Regions from separate parts of the Homo sapiens genome. Here region 1 is linked to region 2. A link is a contact called in ENCODE POLR2A ChIA-PET data. All regions are on one chromosome and are shown on one strand. The core of a region is the stretch at or near the end of the contact, and the rest is flanking DNA. Distances in the headings are between cores, read along the strand shown. Region 1 overlaps FAF1 (Fas associated factor 1). Region 2 overlaps FAF1 (Fas associated factor 1).

Region 1 (2,850 bases), core at 226-2,725, 46 kb before region 2:
GGCAGTTTATTCAGAATGCCTCCTTATTTAATGAATCATGTGGTTAAATTTTTTTTCCTGATCTTAATAATACATTAAGTGGGATTGCTAAGGTATTCCTGGTATTTTCTTTCTAAAATAGCTATATCTACATTTCAGAGCCAGCCCTAACAGTGAATCCTTGGGTTGGGTTTTACTTTCTTAATTAAAGGCCAGTCGTATGGAGCTTTTGAGCATTGGCAGCATCAGTCCTTAGGGTTTGGTGTGCAGTAGTAGACTTTCTTTCATAGTGTCAATTCATTTGATACGATTTAATTAAATTGTCATTTGGAGCCAGTTTCCAACTCTACTGTATTCACCTAAACTTAACTAGGTGTGTAATTTTGGTGACTTTACTCTTATAACTTTGCTCATGGCCAAGGCAGCTACTTTTCTTAAGATAGGCTTTCTGCCCTCCTGCCTACAAATCTCTGAGAGTAATGCTGAAAGCTGATCTTGCAAAGTAGCAAGTTAGACTCAGATAACCTGACCAGACACACTTTTAAGTATCTCTCAGGGCTGTTCTTTGGAGGAGCTTACTTAATATTTCCTAAAGGAGAGGTTAAGTAGGTTGTCTTTGGTGCGTTAGTTATGCAGAGAGAAGAGAAATGTAACTCTCCTGACTCCAGGGCCCCAAATGCAAACACTGGCCTAGTTGTTCCCAAACTTTCTTCTTGATGTGGATGACTTGAATGGTTTATTTTCACTTGATGAGCCACACCCCCAGGCCACTTTAGTATTCATGGCAGACCCCAACACTAAGTCCCTTTGTTGTCTTTGTTTTTTGCATTTTTTTGTTAACTAGAAAAGATAAAATTATGAGAGACCTGATTATAGACTGAGGTTCTGTTGCTGATGGTTCCCACCACTTTTTTCACATCTCAGAGAAAGGCAAAGGCCTGGATGGGCAACAGAAAACAGCAAAGCAAACATAAACATCACATCACGTCTGAGCATCAGCGTGGTGCTACCAGAGTGGGAAGGGATATAGTCATTATCAAAATATAAAGATGGTTCTTTGCCAAAAGCATTAACATTGTCAGCATTTTAAAAAGTTTGAAGCTTGCTGTAGAAGCAATGGTCTTTTCTTCAAGGAAAAAAAATCTTTTTTCTTGAAGAAAAGGAAAATGGATTAAGAATTTTAAAAATCCGCATTATTGTTCTGACCTAGACATTAACTAAGTGAATGACATTTAGGCAAGTAGCTTAATTTGTCTGTGTTTGCGCATGTGTGCACTTGTGTTTTTTAAATCACATGAAATAAAAAGGAAGTGCAATTCTATAAAAAACAAGTGGGCAGAGTAGATTAATGGCACTGTTTTACATTGTCTTCCTTATAGACGCAGTTTTAGTTTAGAACTTACAAAGGTTACAAATAAGACACAGCTGTTTCTGATAAGAGTTTCACTTGTCCAGATCAAAAGCATAGAAGAGGAGTTGGCAAGAGTGCCCAACTGTGGAGAGAGAGAAAACTAGAATAACAGGATAGGGCATAATTGATTTACTGTCCATTGGCCAAGTAGAAGTAGCAGGCCCATAGTGTGAATATCTTCATATTCTTTTATTCCAGCTAAAATCCTTACTAATGTAAGGGGTGAAGGAGACTCAGAAGGCATTGGCCAAAAGTGTATAAGAGGAAGAGCCTTGGTAACTCTCATGATAAAGTTTAACTATTTTTATATGCTCTTCTCCTTTTTCCTTGATTTATTTTCCTTGGAAATTTTTTATCTTGCCATCTTTCTCAGATGTGTGTGACACCAGGAACTCTGCCCCCTTTCTGTGAAGCATTCAATTGTTGAAACAATAACAAGTTGCTATTTGTTCTGGCAGTTGTTCTTCCTCTACAGCACTTAAAAGTACAAAGTGGACAGACTGTAACTGCATTATCCATTGCAGCACAGCAGCTGTGGAAAGGCTCATTTGCTCTCATAAGAGGGGCTTTGCCCATAGTTGATCACATGTTACTAGTTTTTGTTGTTGTTGTTGTTGTTTTGAGATGGAGTCTCACTCTGTCACCCAGACTGTAGTGCAGTGTGGTGTGGCCTCGTCTCACTGCAACCTCTGCCTCCTGGGTTCAAGCGATTCTCCTGCCTCAGCCTCCCGAGTAGCTGGGATTACAGATGTGTGCCACCATGCCTGGCTAAGTTTTGTATTTTTAGTAGAGATGGAGTTTCACCATGTTGGCCAGGCTGGTCTCAAACTTCTGACCTCAGGTGATCCGCCCACCTCAGCCTCCCAAAGTGTTGGGATTACAGGCGTGAGCCACTGCACCCCACCCACTTGTTACTACTTAATGACCACTGTTTAGAATTAAGTGCAAATGGTTTCATAGAAGATTCATACACGTTACAATTATAAAAGTGTCCGGTAGCTGGGCACAGTGGCTTACAACCTGTAATCCCAGCACTTTGAGGGGGCTGAGGTGGGAGGATTGCTTGAGTCCAGGGGTTTGAGACCAGCCTGGGCAAAATAATGATACCTCCTCTCTACAAAAAGTTTAAAAATTACCCAGGTGTGGTGGTATGCATCTGTAGTCACTCAGAAGGCTGAGTTGGGAGGATCTTATCAGCCCAGGAGATCCAGGCTGCAGTGAGCTGTGATGGCCCTACTTCACTCCAACTGGGTGACAGAGTAAGACACTGTCTCAACACAAAAAAAGTGTCCAGCCGGGCGCGGTTGCTTATGCCTGTAATCCCAGCAATTTGGGAGGCCAAGGCGGGCAGATCACCTGGTCTTTTTTTTTTTTTTGATCTGGGCTCACTGCAACCTCTGCCTCCCAGGTTCAAGCAATTCTTGTGTCTCACCTCCTGAGTAGCTGGGATTACAGGATGC
Region 2 (2,786 bases), core at 56-2,555:
AAAGGGAGGAAGCTGGGAACCTTGTGTGGAGTATCTGAATGCTGGTGCTAGTTCTTGGCCCTGAATAGCTTTTGGGAAAGGGGTGTATTAAGGAAATGAGGGATAGCTCACTCTTGCCACAGACCAGCCTAGCTACGGCGGACCCTTTATCCTCCATGGACATGTGAGCTGGCAGGGTAATCTTTCTTTTTTTTTTCTTTTTATTTTTTTTTTTTTGAGATGGAGTCTCGCTCTGTTGCCCAGGCTGGAGTGCAGTGGTGTAATCTCGGCTCACTGCAACCTCCACCTCCCGAATTCAAGTGATTTCCTGCCTCAGCTTCCTGAGTAGCTGGGATTACAGGCACCTGCCACCATGCCCGGCTAATTTTTGTATTTTTAGTAGAGACTGGGTTTCACCATACTGGCCAGGCTGGTCTCGAACTTCCGACCTCAGGCCATCCGCCTGCCTTGGCCTCCCATAGTGCTGGGATTACAGGCGTGAGCCACTGTGCCTGGCCAGCAGGGGAATCTTTCTAGGGAGCAAGACAGACAGGAGTGTGGTCGGCATGGAGCCCAGGAGCTTTTGTGTGCTGGTCAGCTCTGGCAGAGATTAGCCATAGACACCCACCCTCCAGGGCTCCTCATCTTCCTCTAGGAGGTGCTGGCCCCAGGTAACCTCCAACCTAAGAAAGATCGGGGCTGGGCCAGGTGCAGTGCCTCACTCCTGTAATCTCAGCACTTTGGGAGGCCGAGGTGGGTGGATCACCTGAGCTCAGGAGTTCGAGACCACCCAGGGCAACATGGTGAAACCCTGTCTCTATTAAAAATACAAAAAAATTAACTGTGTGGTGGTGCGCCCCTGTAGTCCCAGGTATTTGGGAGGCTGAGGCAGGAGAACCACTTGAGCCCCAGAGGCGAAGGTTGCAGTGAGCTGAGATCCCGCCACTACACTCCAGCTTGGGCTACAGAGTGAGACTCCATCTCAAAAAAAAAAAAAAAAAAAAAAAAAAGAAAAAAAGAAAGATCGGGGCTAACTTCCCCGTAAGACTGGGGCATATCTGCAAGCCCTCCTGCTCACTGGCTCCTGCGAAGGCCCATTCCTAGCTGCCTTGCAGGAGCGTGTACACAGCACCCCCTTTGCAGCCCAGCCAGAGTGCATTGTTCCACCTGAGTATTTTCCCAGTGACTCAGGAGCACATCAGAAACCCCAGCACAGCCATAACCCCACCCTGAGCTGTGGGACTTCCTGGTACTTCCAGGGCTGTGGCATGTAGCTTAGGAGTATGGAGCCAAGATCTAAGACCAACACTTGAGCAGGGGAGGAGCCCCCACCATCAGAGGACTGAGAACTAGGGTAGGAGCAGGGTGTGCCTCCCTCCACAGGGCTGGTCCGGAAAGTGTGCGGCATATCTCCCTGCTCCAGCCTCTGCCTGAGGGGGCCCCATGGCCCGGAACACCTAACAAAAGAAAATGCAGGCACAGTGCCAGTGACTGGAGGGGGCACCCCCAAGGCTCAGAAGCAGACCTGGTGAGGGAGCCATCTCCTCCCCTCCCACACCACAGAGCACACCTGAGAATGCAAGAAAGTACAAAAGATCTATGTGGCTGGATATTTGCCTAGCTACTGGCCATTACTCTTAAGCACCATCTACTGGATCGCAGCTCAAACTGCAAAAACAAAAATTATCCTGCTAATATATACACCTGTGAAACCAAGTGCAAGAATTCACCCACACATAAAGAATCAACACAAGAACTCTCGCAGTTGAAAAAGCCAGTGTCCCCTTACCTCCAGACAAGTCCACTAGTTTCCCAACAATGGTTCTTAACCATTCCAAAATGACTGCAATGACAGACACAGAATTGAGAATCTGGATGTCAACGAAGTGCATTGAGATTCAGGAGAAAATTGAAACCCAATCCAAGGAATCTAGCAAAATGATCCAAGAGCTGAAAGATGAAATAGTCATTTTAAGAAAGAACCAAACTGAATTTCTAGAGCTGCTAAGTTTACTACAAGAATTTCATAATACAATACAAGTATGAACAACAGAATAGACCAAGAGGAGGAAAGACTCTCAGAGCTCAAAGACTGGTTCTTCAAATCAACTCATTCAGACAAAAATAAAGAAAAAATTTAAAACAATGAACAAAACCTCCAAGAAATGTGGGATTATGTTAAGAGACCAAATCTAGGCTGGACACGGTGGCTCACGCCTATAATCCCAGCATTTTGGGAGGCCGAGGCGGGCGGATCATGAGGTCAGGAGTTCGAGACCAACCTGGCCAACATAGTGAAACCCTGTCTTTACTAAAAATACAAAAATTAGCCAGGCGTAGTGGTGGGCACCTGTAGTCCCAGCTACTTGGGAAGTTGAGGCAGGAGAATCGCTTGAACCTGGAAGGCAGAGGTTGCAGTGAGCCGAGATTGTGCCATTGCACTCCAGCCTGGGAGACAGAGCAAGACTCTGTCTCAAAAAAAAAAAAAAAAAGAGAGAGAGAGACCAAATCTACTATTCATTGGCATTTTTAAGAGAGAAGGAGAGAGAATAAGCAACTTGGAAAATATATTTGAGGATATAGTCCATGAAAATTTCCCTAATCTCACTACAAAAATTGATATGCAAATCCAGGAAATACAGAGAACCCTGGTTAGATACTATATGAGACGACCATCCCCAAGGCATGTACTCATCAGATTCACCAAGGTCAATGTAAAAGAAAAAATCTTAAAGGCAGCTAGAGAGAATGGTCAAGTCATATACAGAGAGAACCCAATCAGGCTAGACAACCCCATTAGCAGCAGG

Evidence for each region. ChIA-PET counts read pairs that join two places held with the same protein, here RNA polymerase II (POLR2A).
Region 1: POLR2A ChIA-PET joins it to region 2 with 13 read pairs in T-cell. The contact joins two enhancer-like sites. POLR2A ChIA-PET finds 5 or more read pairs at or near these places in 7 of 52 experiments (AG04450, CD4-positive, alpha-beta T cell, Panc1 and 3 more).

What each region holds. Positions count from the first base shown.
Region 1 is chr1:50,666,046-50,668,895 of GRCh38, reverse strand. All of the region lies in intron 7 of FAF1 (Fas associated factor 1), which reads left to right. Among named protein-coding and RNA genes, the nearest start is that of FAF1-AS1, 230 kb to the right of the region's middle. Within about 2 kb of position 1,475, at least 2 of the 41 ENCODE cell types and tissues checked have a DNase peak (open chromatin) inside an H3K27ac peak, as active enhancers do.
Region 2 is chr1:50,619,595-50,622,380 of GRCh38, reverse strand. All of the region lies in intron 8 of FAF1 (Fas associated factor 1), which reads left to right. Among named protein-coding and RNA genes, the nearest start is that of FAF1-AS1, 180 kb to the right of the region's middle. Within about 2 kb of position 1,305, at least 9 of the 41 ENCODE cell types and tissues checked have a DNase peak (open chromatin) inside an H3K27ac peak, as active enhancers do.